Regions from separate parts of the Homo sapiens genome. Here region 1 is linked to region 2. A link is an interaction called in ENCODE POLR2A ChIA-PET data of the cell type or tissue named here. Cell type or tissue: OCI-LY7. All regions are shown on one strand. Each heading gives the region's core, and the rest is flanking DNA. Links, peaks and the distances in the headings are about the cores only.

Region 1 (8,244 bases), core at 1,683-6,682, 92 kb before region 2:
ATTCTAGATGCCAGATAGAACTCACCTGGCCCAGGTTTCTATAGCACAAGCCCTGATATTCTTTAGCCTGACCCTCAATGAAAATTAGCTGAGGACGCCTGAGCTCACTCTCTGGAATGAGACCTAAATACCATCTCCTGCATAATCTTATAGAAAATGAATGAAACAGAGACTGCACTGTGAGTTCTGGTGCCAATTATAAAGGATCTGGGGCAGGGATCTGGCATCCAGGTGGCTAGAGGAAGAGTCCTGGAGTTTTTAGCATCCTCCCCTCTGGGTCCCATTTCTCTGGTTTTTCATGGTGTGATCTGGACTGAAATGCCCATCAGTTATTCTAGACCCCGACTTACTGATCACAGAGAATCTTTAATCTGTGCTTGTTTACTCTGAAACTGGCATCTCCACTAGTGCTGCAGCTGCTCACCAGACACACCAGAGCACTCTTTCTTGCTGATGATGCTGGAGCACTTTGTTGCTCACTGATCATGCTGGAGCTCTATGTTGCTCACCCATCATCCTGGAGCACTCTCTTGCTCATTGATGATACTGGAGCACTCTGTTGCTCCCTAATCATACTGAAGCTCCATTTTCTCAGTGAGGATCAGAATTCATCATCCCTGGCTGCTCTAGTTCCCACATCCTGGTTGCTGGGAAGGGTTTTAAAACCTCTTACATGGAAAGAGTCCCTTCTTCCTGATTAGAGTCCAAACTGAAAATGGATCCTCTATTTGCAAGCACCACGACACTTCCAGTGCAGCATTAGTAAATACCTCCCAAGCAACAGCAGCCTGGCACATTATTGTTTAGCCACCTCCTGCCCGATATCATGTGGGTTTCACTTATAGAAGGTTCTACAAGGTAAGGGAGGTAGAAACAAGTCAGCACAAACAGAATTATAAATATCTTTATAGTGACAGATATATGAAATCTAATTGGGTGGGGAAAACAGATGCAGATAAACAGCTGGATAAGAATGCAGGTTTGAACCTAGTGAAATACAAAGAGGATGATATAAAAGATAATATTAAAGAAAAAGCTGCCTGTAGGTATTCTACCTTTTGCAATATTTTTTTATTTTCCATAGTCCCATCTGTCTTCTTGTCCATATACAATGCACATTTTTACATAGTTGCAGTCATGTCACAAATACTATTTAGGGTTCTGTGTTTTCGCTTAATATTACATGAATTTGCCGTATTGCTCCAATCTTTCTTTTATGGCTGCAGAAATGCCATTGTGGTGATTCACACCAAGTTTCTTGCCTTTTACCTATTGTTGGAATTTTATGTCTCCAGCTGCTTAGCATTATGGATAATTTTGTAAAGATTATCTTAGGATATTCAGCTTTGTGCTTTTGTTGATTTTCTTAGGATCAAAATCCAGGAGGGAACTGATTTGTAAAGGGGTATGAGGAACAACATTCCCTCTGGTACAAAGCTAACTGTGTTGGGCACAGCTCTAAGCCTCATACTAATCTTACTGGACATAGCTCTAAGCCTCATACTGATCTTACTGGCATGTTGCTCTAAGCCAGTAACTAGCATGTCACCTGGCAACTGAGCAGAAGAACAGAGGTTTACTAGGTCCTGAGGGAGGCTGTTACTGCACAAGTTCTTTGCTGGTGACAGCAGAAAGTACTTAGGGGCCATTCCAAGGGTCTGCCTTGTTTGCAGAGTTGATTCATTTGTGGTTGCCATATAAAGGCCTCTGAACCAACAATTGTTTGGGAGCAAAAGCAAACGAGTGCCAAGATCCAAGTTCTCGTACTGTGGCTGTAGGGTTGAGGGCTGCATAGGGTCGAAAGGTATAAGTCACTGTAATATCAGCGTGGGGACACCATGGGTCTCATCAGTGGTTTTGCCCATGGGCACAGCCCTTGTGGCGGATGTCTAATTGTGTGCAGCCCAGATGTCAGCGGAGGCCCTTGGAGATCCTATTAAACTTGACCCGAACCCCAATGCCAAGCCTTATGAGAGCCTTGAATCCACAGAGCAGTTGCTCTCCGTACCCACACCATATATCATCATGCCTCATTCAGCTTTCATGCCCTCTTATCTAAGAGTGCTGTCTGGTTCTGTCCTGCACCACCCATTCCAGGAACAAAGCCCATTTCCTTCACTTGGTCTTCACAAAAACCCACTTGCATTCAGACGTTTGTGAGTTTGGTAACTTTACTGAAGATCGAGGGTCATGAGGGGAGTCTTCATAGACTCGGCAGCCCTTGCTGTCTTTTCACCTCCTGCCTTCTCTGGTCCTCAACCTCATTCTTCTGAGCAACAGGCACCTGATCCCTGGTCTTCTTTAGTAAAGTTCCCCATACTCAGGTCCCTTCTGTGCCCATCCAGGTATTTTATCCCAAGCAAATAGATATGGCCCCCTGAAGGAAATCCTGGTAGAGAATCTTCCTCTATCTCACCATTTGCTGTCAATAACCATATCTTTACAGGTAGATGGTTAGTGAGGAGTTTTTGGTTTTGTTTTAAATGAGATAAGCTTTACATAAGAGGAGTTGTTTACAGGGAACTTTTACAGATATTATTCCATTCAGGACTCCCAGTAGCCCTGGCAGGTGATTAGTTAGACAGGTGCTATTATCTGAATGTTTGTGTCCTCCCCAAAGTCATGTGTTGAAACCTAAGCCCCAGCGGGATGGTGTTAGGAGATGGGGCCTTAGTGAGGTGATTTGGTCATGAGAACCAGGTCCTCATGAGTGGAATTATTGGCCTTACAAAAGAGGCCCCAGAGAGCTCTCTCACCCCTTCCCACCACATGAGGACACAAGGAGCAGTTGGTAGTCTACAACTTGGAAGATCACCCTCACCAGAAGCTGCCCATGCTGGCACCTGGTCCTGGACTTCCAGCCTCCATATCTGTGAGAAATGAATGTATGTTGTCAATAAGCCACCCAGTCTGTGATAGTGTATTATAGGAACCTGAACAGACGAAAGCAACTGGCATTATTATCCTGGCTTAGAGTTGAGGAGACTGTGGCCCAGAGAAGGGGAAGAACCTGATTGGGGCCACTCAGCTGATTATTGAAGAGCCGGAACCAGAGCCCAGATCTCTACTGGGTTCAGTGCATGATCCTTCTCCACATCATCTTGCCAGGTCAGTTCTAGGAGCCTCACTAAGCTCTAACAGTGGCAAGCATTCAATAAACGCCCACCCAGTAGACATTACCAAGTCCTCACTCTGTGCCTGTTTTCAAGAGTGTAGAGTGAAGAAAGCATGAATAAATTAAGAGGCTTCTTGTTACCCCAGCACCCAACACTTAGTTAAAACCAGATGTGATAGACAAAATATGTTATACCCACACAAAGGAATATTAGTCAGCCACGAAAAGGAATGAAAGAAATACTGATACATGTTACAACATGATTGACCTTGAAAACATGCTAGGTGAGAGAAGCCAGACGCAAACAGCCACAGATTCTATGGTTTCATTTGTACGAAATGTTTAGAATAGGCAAATCCATAGAGACAGAAAGCAGACTAGTGATTGCCAGTCTTGGAAGAGGGGGAAATAGAGTGAGTGCTTAATGGTGTAAGGTTTCCTTTTGGGGTGATAAAAAATGTCTTGTAACCAGATAGAGGTGGTGGTTGCACAATATTGTGGATGTACTAAATGTTACTAAATTCTACACTTAAAATGTTAATTTTATATTATGTGAATTTCACTTCAATTCAAAGTAAAAAAAAACTCAACAAACCAACAAACCAGTGTGACTTCACCCCCCCACCTTCAGCTTTCACCTCCTTGCATGGTTCCAGGTCCTGATGCTCCCTCACTGGACAGGGAATGAACATATGCAGACTCAGTTCTCAATTCTGTCACTTACCAGCTATGCGGCCTTGAGAGTTTATGCCTTTCTCTGGACCTCAGCTTTCTAACCTGCAAGTTGAGGATGTCACCCAGATTTTAACCCAAGTTCCTTCTAGGTAGGCATTCTGAGATATTGGGAGTAAAAGGAAGGATGCAAACCAATTGGGGAGGGGCAGGGGAGGCACTCTGTTTCTTCTGCAACTTTCTCTTCTCAGCTAGTGGACTATAGTAATTTTTAGTTTCCAGTCCCCAGTCACACAGATAGCAGCTTCGGCTCTTGGCTTGGCTGGCACTGCTGGGGCTCCCACTATGCTTCACTGAGCAACGTAAGCCCCTAGGTAATCCTGTTAAGCCACTGGGGTAGTGAGTCATTTCAGTACCACCTGAACACCTTCCTGTGGTGTCCCAGCAAGGAGAGGACCTCCAGCCAGATCATTATGACTTGATCTGCAAAAACTTTTGAAGCATAAATTGGAGCTTTTAATTGCATTGTGACTTGGAAATCCATCATGCCTAAATCAGTGTTCAGAAGAGCTCAAAGTATGCTCATTCATTCATTTATTACCCATCTTCTGTGCCCCTGTTACATCCCAGGTGCTGTGCCAAGCTTTAGGAAGACACAGGTATAGCCACTGTCTTCAAGGAATTCACTGCCCTTTGAGAGAGACGGACTCATAAACCAAAGTAAAATGTAGCATTTACAAAGGTAGTGAAATAAAAGTATAAATCAGGAAAATTAGCAGTTCAGTGGAGAATGAAGGAATAGATTAAAGGGTCAAGAGAGGTCTTTACAGATGAAGTAATATGCTGAGTTTTCAAGAATAATAGGGGACTTCCATGTTCTAGTGGTGCTCCAGGGAGGATGATGGTTACAGTAGTCTACTCCAGTAGGGAGAAGCATTTTTTTAATCACTGTTGACGTTTACAATTGCCAGTGCAAGATGACAATAAAAAGATGTCTAAATTTTAGGCTGTCTTATTGATTTTTAAATTCCTAGAAATAATGCATCTTCTTATTGCCTAAACTAGGATAGATTACTCCTCCCACTGCTACCAAGTACAGAGGATGTGGAAGGGCATTCAAAACACAAGGATCAACATGTGTCAAAAGTTTTGAAGGATGAAACTTTAGAGTGTGTTCATGAAGTGGCAAGGAGTTTGATATAGCGGGACATAAAATATTTGGAAAAAGTGAGCTGAGTAAGAGCTGAAAATGAAGCTGGGTTCATTTTTTGAGGGCCCAAGATACGGTGTTAAATTTGAGTTTTATTCCAGAAGGCACTGGGGAGCCACAGAGGGTGGTCAGCAAAAGCATGATATAATCAACTTTCTTGTTGATGTAGCACTTTGGCAGCTGTGAATGGATAAGATGGGTCGAGAATGAAGGAAGGAGGCTGGCCAGGAGGCCCTTTCAGCCATTTGGGAGGGAGATGATGAGGGTTATGCCAAAGCTGTGTCAGAGGATGGGAAAAGGGGGCTGAGCTCAAGAGATATGTAGGGGTTAAACTCCAAGGGACTAAGAGTCTGATCAGAGCTGGGGGTGAGCAAAGAAATGTCTAAATAATAATTTCTATTTCTCCTTGCAAATGTCCTGCGAATGTCGGAGTTGGAAGGGATGTTTGGGACCACCTGCTCAACCGTCTTTGTAGCCCAGAGAAATACAAGGTACTGCCCAAGCTCAGGAGTTGAAGGCAGAGTCAGGATGGGATCTGTTTTCCAAGTTCCCAGCCAGGGCTGTCTCTTCCACTGTGGCTGCTCTCCATGTGCTGGTGACCTTCCCTTGATCCCACCCCTGCTCGTCAGCAGAACAGTGACTGGATAGAGAAGCCTTGAGTTCTCGTTCTTAACACTGCCCCGAAACAGTGACTTGAAGGAAGACCCTGCCTTCTTTGAGCTTCTGTCTTCTTATTTGTAAGTGAAAGGCTTGTCAAAGAGGAACTTTTCCATTTTTAATTCCTCTTGCTTCTGATTTTCTTTCTTAATTTTGCCATAGTCCCTACCATTTCTTCTTGCCTTACATTAGGCCCACTTCACTCATTTCTGTCTGGATCTGAGCTCTGAGCTCTGACCTAGATCCCTTCTGGAGGCCCTGGCACTCACTACTAGCCTGTCCTGCTTGTCTCTGAGCAGTCAGGCCATCCACAGCAGAGGGGATTGTCTTTCCGAGCTGCACATTCCTGGGCTGGGCCACCATCCTCTCTCTCAGAAAAATTACGTCTTTCTCTGCAGGTGCTCTGCCTGGACTGTGTATTGGAGAGCAAAGGAACTGAATGCTACGCATTGCGGATTTGGATACCATGTCTGCTGAGCTCAGGTGTGCTCTGGTCATGCTCTTTCGCAAGGAAATGGCTTCAGGACCTGGGACCTAAGTCCCAGTGTGAGTCAGATTCCTCAGGGTGCTTGAGCTTTCTTTGCCTGTGCTCTTGGGGCACACCAGCCTATAGGGTCAGGTGCCTTAGGGGTAGATCTCAAAAATAGAAAGCTGTTAAGGTGAGCTTTCTCATCAAGCTCTCTCTCACCTTCCTGCCCCAACCTTCTCAAGTGTCAAGAGACGAGAGAGACTCAGAATTGGGGAAGGAGAAATGGGGAGTTCTCAGAGGCCCTGGAGCCACCCTTTCAGCCAATGCAGAATATCTTCACCACCAAACTGCCCCCCCCAACCCCCGAAAACCCTGGCTTTCCTCTCCTGTATTCCTGCGCCCTTCATTTGAACAGTTTATACACCTCCTGTATGACTGTGCAGGGCAGCTGTCTTGTCCTATTTTAAACTTGTCTTCCACACAATGATGAAAGTTGCCTTTTTGTAACTTCCAATGATTGCTCCTCTCAGAACGTACCAAATCCCTGTCTTGCAAGACAGTCTTTTGAGTATATAAAAACAGATCATGTATCTAACTCCCATTCAACTACTTTTCTGCCAATTAAACTCAACCAATTCATATGTGGTATAGTTGCCATATTCTTAGGATGTGGTATCTCCCAAAGGGCAATGATTCTAGGTATGGTTTAACTAACTTCTGTAGCAAGAAAACCACAAATGCCAGTGGCTTAACACAAAAGCGGTTTCTCTCTTATGTGACAGTTCCTGGTCAGTGGGTGGTTTTCTTCCATGTAGTGATTCCAGGCCTCAGGGACCTGTTATCTTAAATCTCTGCTATCCCCTAGGCACTGCCCTGTAGCCCTCTCAATGATCCTGCTGGCAGATGGAGGGACAGAGAGTGGAGGAGGCACAAAAAGTGACATTTGATCTTCCACTCTGATTCCACTGGTGAGACCAGTCCTATGGTATCTCCTTCCAGAAACATGGATTGGGAAATACAGTCCCTGGCTAGCCTGCTCCCCCATTGGAGACAACTCTACACAGTGAGAGTGGGGGACATTTGAAGGAAAGCAGGCCATCTTTGCCACACTAGGCACCTCTTCCACCTCCCACTTCTGAGCAGCCAGCATGGACGACCTGCTAGATGCTGGGTGGACCAGGGTGGATGGGTGCGTTGGGGGTGTGGAGGGGAGGGCAGGTGTGTATTTCTCCCCTCTTGTGTCTAATTGGTAAGCAGTATTTTCTTGAACTTCAGTTCTGCAAACATTACTTTTGAGATCTTTGCTATATCTGCATAACACCTGTACTATAATTGACTTAATATTCTCTTTACACTGATTCACTTTTTAATTTAGTTTCACCTGAAGGGTAATATCTGGGAAATCATAGTTTTGATATGATAATTATACTTTTCCCAATATGTTCTAAAATGGATATGTAATTATTTTAATATAAATATTTGCAGATATACCACCTCAAACAAACAAGATACCACTGGTGGGTACATTGCACATTTTAAGAAATACTGTGATTGAGCCTGTATAAATCCCTCATAATCTGGTCCTTGGCTTTCTTTCTGACCTTACATCCTGCCTCTTCCCTCTTGCCCATGATCCTCCAAATACATGGACTTATTTGTTCTTCAAGCCTGCAAGCTCGTTCCTACTCCAGGGCCTTTGCACCAGCTGGTACCTCCATGGGAAATACTTTCTGTACATCTTCCCATGTCTGGTTCTTTCTAGACATTCAAGACTTAGCTCAGATGTCCCCTGCTCAACGAACCACCCAGTCTTTACCAGCTGCCTCACACCTCACTTCATTCCACCCTGCACAATCACTCTTTGTTTCAGTCCCTTTAAGCACTTTTCAAGATCTGGCATGGTGTGCTTATTTGTTGATTTATTTATTGTCTCTGTAACCCTAGTAAAATATAAATTCCTTAAAAGCAGGGATCTTACCTATCTTGTTTACCTCCACTTTCCCGGCACTTAGCACAGGGCCTGGCACATAATACTTACTCCATAAATATTTGCTAAGTGAATAAAAATGAGAAAAATGAACATAGACACCTAGTTCACTAATCAAATGAGAATTAAAATAA
Region 2 (8,244 bases), core at 2,221-7,220:
CAGTGAGCCGAGATCATGCCACTGCACTCCAACCTGAGTGACAGAGCGAGACTCCATCTCAAAAAACAAAAAGCAAAAAACAAACAAACAAAAAAGTTAAGGTCCAGAGGTTTAAAAAGTGCATTAGACATTGTGGGAAATTCACATAGCTTCACCATGCTGACATGGTGGAAATAATGTTAGGGAGATATTATGGAGTCATACTGTGGAGGGCCTTAAAAGACAAGCAGAGTCATTGGAATTTTATCCTATGGGCATTTAGGAGTTGCTGAAAGTTTGTGAATGGGAGAGCAGGCGAAGAAGAATGGTATTCTAGAAAACTCTTTTTAGCTGGGTATGCAAGATGGAAAATAACGGGAGTAGCTGGCAGAAGAAAGATTATAAGGAACACTGAACGTGGAGTCAAGAGGCTGACTATAATTTCTAACCTTGATTAGGTTAGTCCCAGATATAAGCATAAACATATATGATTATCTCCTCTCTAATATGCAAACCTGTGTGGCCTACCCTTCAGGAGGTCCTGAACATCCCCTGAATTGAGGGAGGTTAGAGTGCTTTGTAAACTCTGAAACTACAGAACAAACATGGGAGATAGTGATGCAGCCTGGCAGATGCATTGAAAACATGGGCAGGTTGGTGCCTTGGGGATGGGTGGTTGGAGGGAAGGTTGAGTGAATGCCAGCTCTCCATTTAGGAAGTATCTTTCCTCTGGAGGAGTATCCCCTTTCCTTCCTGGAAACTTCTGTGTCACCTGGCACAGACTGGGGGCTAGTGGAAGATGGAGGCATGTCAAGCTGGTAGTCAAGAGTCAAAGACAAGAAATCCCTGAGGTCTCTAGTAACTTCCTCAAGGGGAATAAAAAAAAAAAAATGACAAAGCTAGCCCTTTAACCCCAAGCTTGAAATCAAAATAAACAGTTGGGTTACTGTTTTGCAGAGTTGCTGAGTAATTGTAAAGGGCAAAGAAGAGTCAGTTTTCACAAGAAGATTGCTCAATGGAAAGGTTTTGCCAGTGGAGGTGTCTGGGAAGGTACAAGCAGAAGCCGGCTTAGTTATTGTAAGGAGCTGCTCATTGGAAGACAAGCCTTGGCCTCATGGAGAAAAAGGGTTAACATGAAACAGTGGGAAGCAAACTGCTGAACTGGGACTAGGTTAGGAGGGTTAAGAGAGAAGCATCTGGGCTTTCAGCCACCCTTGGGCTTCTAGTGGAAGCATTTCACAATCTCCTTTCTTCACGGGTTATGTCCTTAAATTGAACAGCCAGTGGGGGCATCTTGGGGTAGTGGAAAGTGTGTTGCAGGCCTGGCTTCAGCACTGCCTGGTGGTGTGACCCTTCCTCTCTGGGCCAGGGTTAGACTAGATGGGATGATCCCTGGGGCTCCTTTCAGATCTAGACCCCTAGGAGGTGTGGGGCAGGCGCAGCCTGTTTTATCAGATTTAAATTCAGAAAGGACAGCTACTGTAAATGACCAGGCTTTAGTGCTGGCAGTGACAGCTACATAAGGAATTTCAAATAAGGTCATCTTAAAGCAAAAGCAACTGCGTGCTTGCTGACCAAGGCTTGTGGATCAGATGAATCAGAAAGCTGGGACCCTTCTGAGTTCATGCTTACCAATCTGTGGGGTTCAGTGTAACTAGATGATACTTTCCCTAATCAACATCATGTATGGGGCAGCAAGTTCCCTTTGAACTTTAGAGAACATAAGCCACAGATGATTTCCCTCCCACTTCCATTTTCCCTTCTCAAGTCTTAGAAAATAAGATCTCTTCCCTTCCCCTTTCCCCCATTTCCCAAGCAGGTTCTCAGTGATAAATGTGCCACTTTCTCTCTTGCACTCACTTGCCCTTGTCCTTTCTGGTGAAAAGAACTTTACCGGTCCAGGCTTTGGGAAGTAGGGTGTCGGGGCATGAAGACAAAGTTCACAAAGCTCGACCAGCTGGTTCCTCTGGTGGCCCAGACTGGGCTGGGTTGTGTTGTGTGTCCACACAGGCAGAGAGGTACCACAGTGAGGTACTCTTTTATTTCTGAAGGGAAACCCTATTCTTCCAGAACAGTTCACAATCACCATTGACATTTTCTGGCCCTGCCTGCAGAATCCAGAGAAACATCCACATGAAATAAAGCTTTACCAAGTGCCAGGATTCAGTTTTAGATGAGGCAAATGACCCACAGGCAGATAAAGAAGGAGACAGGATAAGTGGAGAAGTCACTGTGATACCCTGTAGCATATGGGGATGGCCCTACAAGTATAGGGTGACTTCAAAAGAAGGAGGAATCACACTCAGATTGAAGATCAGAGAAGGCTTCATGGAAGAGATGACATGAGCTAGACCAATTATCAATGACAATTATCAATGTCATTATTATTTTGATGATTATGATTAAAGCTAACTTTTGTTGTTCTCTCACTATGTTTGAGGTACTGTGCTATGCCCTTGTATATTATCTCAGTTCCTCTTCATGGAAATCCTCCCCTGTTAGATAGCATCATTTTGTAGATGAGGAAATTGAGGCTCAGAGGTGATAAATTGCTTTTCCAAGGCCACCCAGAGAGTAAATGATTAGAGCCTGTGATTTCCATAGAGGTATGGATGTGAGATATTCTTAGTGGAGGGTAAGAATGACTGATTAGAGTGGGTACATCATAATTTTGATTGGGTAGGGAATCTGTGGGAGTTAAAGCCAGTGGGACTTGAAGACCAGTGAGAAGTTCAACTTTGTCTGCAGACTGCAAGGAGCCTGGCAGCTTTTGAGGAGGACAGTGACATAATGAGAAGATGGCTTTTGAGATGCTAATTTAGCCTGGAGTGCAAATGGACTCCAGGGAGGACTGACGGCGAGGGGATGGACTCAGAACTGGAGTCCAATCTTCTGAGAGGTGATGAGGGGTTGAGCTAATGGTGCCAGGCAGGAAGGAGAGTTAGAGAAGCAACCTTAGTCTGAGCAGTTGTCCGTCCATGCCCTTGCTTCCAGCACCAAAGGCACAGCAAGTAGAAAAGAAAGTAAATAAAGACAGTCTGCATGCTGGTGAGGTTCCACAGGTTTCTCGGGAGCTTGCCTGTCACTCATGTCTGATGTCAGGTGCTGGTAAGGTGGCTGCCAGTCTTTCCTCACCTTCAGGTGCAGGGCAATGCACCCTCTGAATTAGACCACTTTACCAGTCCAATTTGTATGTTTTCTCCATCACTCTTGTCTCCCCACTCCCAAAACCCCAAAGAAGTGGAATCAAATGAATCAGAGTTGTTTTCTTTTTGTTTTTCAAGTGGAATCAAGGTCTGAAGGAGAATACCTGGGCGGAACCAAAGATGGGATGCTCTGAATCATTAGTCACCTTCAGGGCATCAAACAAGAGGTGAATCAGAGAGACAGGGAGAAGGGCAAGAAGTAATGAGCTCCTGGCGCACTTGTGAATTTCAGAGGCCCCATGTAGACCGCTAGTGGGCAGATGCTCTGCTTCCAAGCTCCTGAGGTTCCTCCTGCAATGAATGTGGCTAAGGCCAAGGAAACACTAAAAATTGCAGTGGTTTTTGACTCAGCCAGGAGAGTTTAGTCACGTGTAGTTGTACTCTTCCTTGGTGCTTCCAAAGGGCTGCTTTGACATCTCAGAGAGCAGTACAGAGTGGCATTTCCAGGCCTGCCATCACCAGGACAGTGAAAGAAAGGGGTCCTAAGGACTATTTAATCCAATATGTGAATACCTAGAGTAGGCATGTAACTGAGACTCAGTCTCCCGCCTTCTTATTTTATTGATTTTACAAACATATAGTGCTCGTTATGTGCCAGGCATGTTCTATGCACTTTATAAGTTATGAATTCGTTTAATTCTCATAATAATCCTATAAGGCAAGTGCCTTTGCCCTATTTACAGATGGGGAAATTGAGGCACATAGACATAAAGTAACTTGGCCTAGGCCTTACAGTACTAGGTTGTGAGGCCTACCAAGATGTGAATCCAAGCAGTTTGGTTACAAAATCCAAACCCTCAACACTTACGCTCTGTTACTCTTTGTTCTCATTTCTACTCTAAGACTGGCATCCCTACAAAAAAGGGAGACTAGATCAATTCATTTCTAAAGGTGAACCATTTTAGAATCTGTAACACATTGTCATTCATTGGAATCAGTAAGTGTTAGGACTTAGGCTGTGCAATTATCAAGGGCTGTTAAATATGCTTTGGTGGACACAAATACCGGTATCTGTTAATTCCTAGCATTGGCTTGCCACCACCCTGATGGTGATTTGGGTGAGTCTTCTGACCCATTACAGGGCCCCAGGCCTTTACTATAGATTCTACATTAGTTTGCAACCCTCTAGCCAACTGGGTTGTAAAAATAGTGCTTAATCTAAGCAAAGAAAACTGAGATGGGGAAGTAACTATAAAGATTTGGGCTGCAGAGGTAGAGTGATTCAGCAAGATAAGGATGAGAGGAAACACTTGGCCCCAAGTGTTGACCACGTGGTGGACCAAAAACTTCAGTTTCCTTAGCAAGGAGGGTGAGGCAGATAATTAGTCAGTAGAAATGGGGTTACTTGAGTGGAAGAAATATAACCTTTCTAGTAGTCCAAATGAGAAAGGTTCTGTATGGTAATACAATCTCCAATTTCCTTGTTAGTTTAAACATTCAGTGGGATAAGGCTGTTCACATTGTAGTTTTCCTGGTAGGAAGGTAGCAGGTATAGTGGAAAGAACACTGGACTAGTACTGGGGCATCTGAGTTCAAACTTTGGATCTGCTTCTAACTAGGTGAGTGGCATTGGATGAGCCATATCTCTTTTTGGATTCAGTTTAGCTACAATGACAGTGACCTTTCATTGAGTAATTGCCAGTCCAGTCTTTGCCCTCAAACTTGACATATATTGCCTTATCTAATGCTCATAGCAGTTCTGTAGGCACTATGATTACTGTTGTGACCCAGATGAAGAAAATAGAGCTCAGACAGTATGAAAGAGAAGTTCAGTCACTACCCAAGGTAACACAGTAAGCAATGGAGCTGGGAATTTTTCCTAGGAAGTCTACCTACCTCCCATGCTCATAAATACAGTACTGAACTGCCCTTGTCTTCATAGAGAGAAGGTTGGACACTGGATGTACTATGCACAATGGGTTTTTTCAGTCCCAACATTCTGTACTTCTCTTCTATTTAGGATATTTGCGCCCTTCCAGGAAGAGCAAGTGGCTTTGCTCAGCACTGGGCTTTGGATTGAGCCAATGCTTTGCTCATGTGATTGTTGCAGTGAAATTTGGCAGGTTCCATCAACCTCCTCTGCATAGTCAGCTCTGTGAGGGTAGGGCTGCCTTATCTTCCCTATGACCCTCTTGGGAAGATCAAACAAGGCAATGCGGGAGAAAGCACTTGGTAAATGCTGAAGGATTAGGTGTTACTGTTGTTGTTTTTATCATACGCGGCATTCAGACAAAATTCTCATGGTATTCCTAGTTAAAGGCACTACAGGTCCTCAGTGAATATTTGTTGAGTGAATGTATGGACGATAGATGGAAGCCGGTGGAGTAGAGGAGCCACTGAAGTGATGAGAGATACAAGAGAAGCAGAACAGAATGAGATCAGTGGAGTGTGACCAGTGCCCTGATCTAGACAGTTTGAAAGCTGGAGATCTTCACCAAGAGTCAAGATTCTGACTTTTGATTTAAAAGCTGCAATGTGGCATATGATCTTCTTGTAACAAATGAGACACATTCTAGTCTCTTCATTGAGGAGTCCACATATGGAAGTAGGTGCCAAAGGCTGAACCATAGAATCTGGCTGTTAAAGATGAGCTTTGAAAGCCCAATACCACTAACTTTCAGGGAGGCTCCAGGAAGCCCATTAGCCTTTCTGGCCTGGGGTTTCCTCCTCTATCCAACTGGGGTTTGGACCAAGCCCCCAACCTGTTATGTCTCCATCTGAAATTTCATTCGTACATGCAGATCTTACAAGTCCTGTCTTTCCTGCCACCTGCTGACAATCAAAACTCACCTGCCTCATGTCCCATATTCCCAGAATCTCATTCTCAGCCAAGTAATATTTATCACTAGCTATTCTGATGACCTCACCTGCTGTGTGCTCTCAGGTTTTCATGTCCTTTGCTCTGGTAAAATAGTCATATTTTACCATGTCCTTGAAGACATAGCTAATGACGATAATTTTCGTCCCTGGGATAGGTTTGTAGGGGAAGGATTGTTATTGTTAATGACAATGATAGCAACCACCATTACAATTGACAAAACACTGCTTCATCCTTTATGTCATTTGATCCTTACATGGGTAGGTCTTGTCACTTTCATGGGCAGGAAGGAGGGGCAGCATGGGACTGTGAAAGCGGGGAGACTGGTGCCCCAGCTCTGTCCCCATCTGTGAACCTTTCTCTCACATTCTTCTTTTTATATGAGAGTAGTTGGTCTGATGATTCTAGGGCTTTTCTGGATTTAACCTTTTTCAAATCTAGGTATTATTCTTATGAAGAGCAAATGAGACTTAGGTGGTCCTGGCTGTTTGGGATCCATGCTATTCTTATGTGGCCTCCCTCTGTGGAATTCTTATGTGGCATTTCCAGTGTGTGAAGTTCCAGCCTGTCGTGAGATGGGTGGCCCAGGGATTGTTATTATACTCATTTCACAGATAAGGACTCAGAGATTCAGAGAGATTAAATGAATTATCCAGAGTCACAACCTGGAATTGGGCAGAATGGTGGAACTGACATCTAAACCCAGGCCACAGGATGGCCAATCCTGCTTGTGGGGTTAGTAGAGTCTCTTGGGAGCCGTGATCTGGTTTTTCTTGGACTCCCCTGGGGCCCATGGCCAGATTGGCTCCCAGAGAGCTAACTGCAGGTGGGCTTTGAAATAATTCCACTTTGAGAGAACAAGGCGAATCCCCACCTTGCAAATCCCAGCCCCTCTGACTCTGTGCCGTCTCCTCCCTCCTGAGTCCTAGGCTATCACAGTGAGCACAGCTACACACTGAGTGTTTCCTGTTTGACCCTACAAATCTATTTTTCATCCTTGTCTTGCAGCCACTCCAGGAGGCTGGCCTTTATGGATATCTTTAGGTTCCCTATTCCTTTGACTTCTGGTTGGAATCAGCCCAGCACTGATCAGGTGGTTGGAAGGCGGGAGAGGGGAGAGGTGAGCCTACTTTGTCCCCAGCACCCTCACTGACAGTGGCAGGTTGGCAATGCCAAAGGCCACAGCCCTCTCCTGCAGCTTACCAGGACTTTCCAGACTCTGGTAACTGCCTCTTTCTTTGCTCTTTCAGGCCAAGAGCAGGTAACAGCCCCCAGTTGTTGTGAGCCTTAGGGCACATTGCTATCTCTTGGTTTTCCTTAACCCTGCCTGTATCTTTGCAAATTATCATGAATCTCTTTTTGCCCACCTTCTTTAAGCAAGTCCTCTGCTTCCTTCCAGGACCTGTGACTGACACAAGCTGCCTCATTCTTCCTTGTTTCGAATCTCCCATTTCTTAAAGGCATTTATGCAGATATTGAATCTTGTAATATTTAACAAAACAAAGTAAAACCAAGCTAGGGGAGAAGCAAAAAGGTAGGATTGTATAGGGTATGGTAAGAGCACTGAGCTTGGATGGAGGGGCTGAAGGCCCAAGTTTACCACTTACTAGCCGTGTTATCTTGCCAGCTCACCTGGTCCTGCTATTAAATAGAAATAAGAACAATTTTTGCCTTGTCTTCCCCATGACCCTCTGGAAGATCAAATGAGGCAATGTGGGAGAAAGCACTCGGTAAATGCTGAAGCATTTTCTGAGCATTAGGTGTTACTGTTTTTGTTTTTATCATACATGGCATTGAGACAAAATCCTCAAAAGGCCATGCACTGTAATTTCCAAGACACTCAGATTTCCCTGTCACCTCCATGCCTCCTGGATCAGGAGACCTGGCATTTGTGGAATCCAAGATTAACGTCCAGGGAGAGTTGGCCAAGCATGGGCCCACATGGCATAGCTAAAAATACTTTTGACCTCAGTGGGAGCATCTCAGTCCCCAAAAGGGGGTGGACCTGAGGGATAGAGGGTGTGAGAGGGAAATGACCTCCATTAGCTGGGGTTAGGAGAGGGCAGGGCGAGGGTGGTTGTCACCCTTCTTTTTAAGTGCCAAGGGGAACACTGGGTTGATCTCTCTCTCTCTCTCTCTTTTCCTGTGTGTTGCAGTGGTAGTTGGGGATGGAGATAAAGATTGATCTGAACATTTTGTACTTTTCCGTTAGGGTAAAGCCCACACCTTAAAGCTCTTTCT

Evidence for each region. ChIA-PET counts read pairs that join two places held together with the same protein. Peaks named below come from ENCODE experiments on the same cell type or tissue, not always from the same donor. Only the 100,000 strongest peaks of a DNase experiment are listed, where the experiment ranks them.
Region 1: POLR2A ChIA-PET joins it to region 2 with 6 read pairs; 2 of 35 experiments call an interaction of 5 or more read pairs at or near these places.

Annotation. Positions count from the first base shown.
Region 1 is chr3:188,040,013-188,048,256 of GRCh38, reverse strand. LOC107986166 (a long non-coding RNA gene) reads left to right here and starts at 5,660. Exons shown (of 5, transcript XR_001741061.2): 1 at 5,660-5,734; 2 at 6,053-6,139. In OCI-LY7, for the core only: no CTCF peak of the experiment used is centred there; a DNase peak (open chromatin) is centred at 4,166; H3K4me3 peaks cover 848 bases.
Region 2 is chr3:187,948,193-187,956,436 of GRCh38, reverse strand. No RefSeq gene overlaps it. Among named protein-coding and RNA genes, the nearest start is that of LINC01991, 24 kb to the left of the region's middle. In OCI-LY7, for the core only: a CTCF peak has its summit at 5,991 (motif pointing left); DNase peaks (open chromatin) are centred at 2,468, 4,436, 5,576 and 6,811; H3K4me3 peaks cover 1,026 bases; H3K27ac peaks cover 5,000 bases.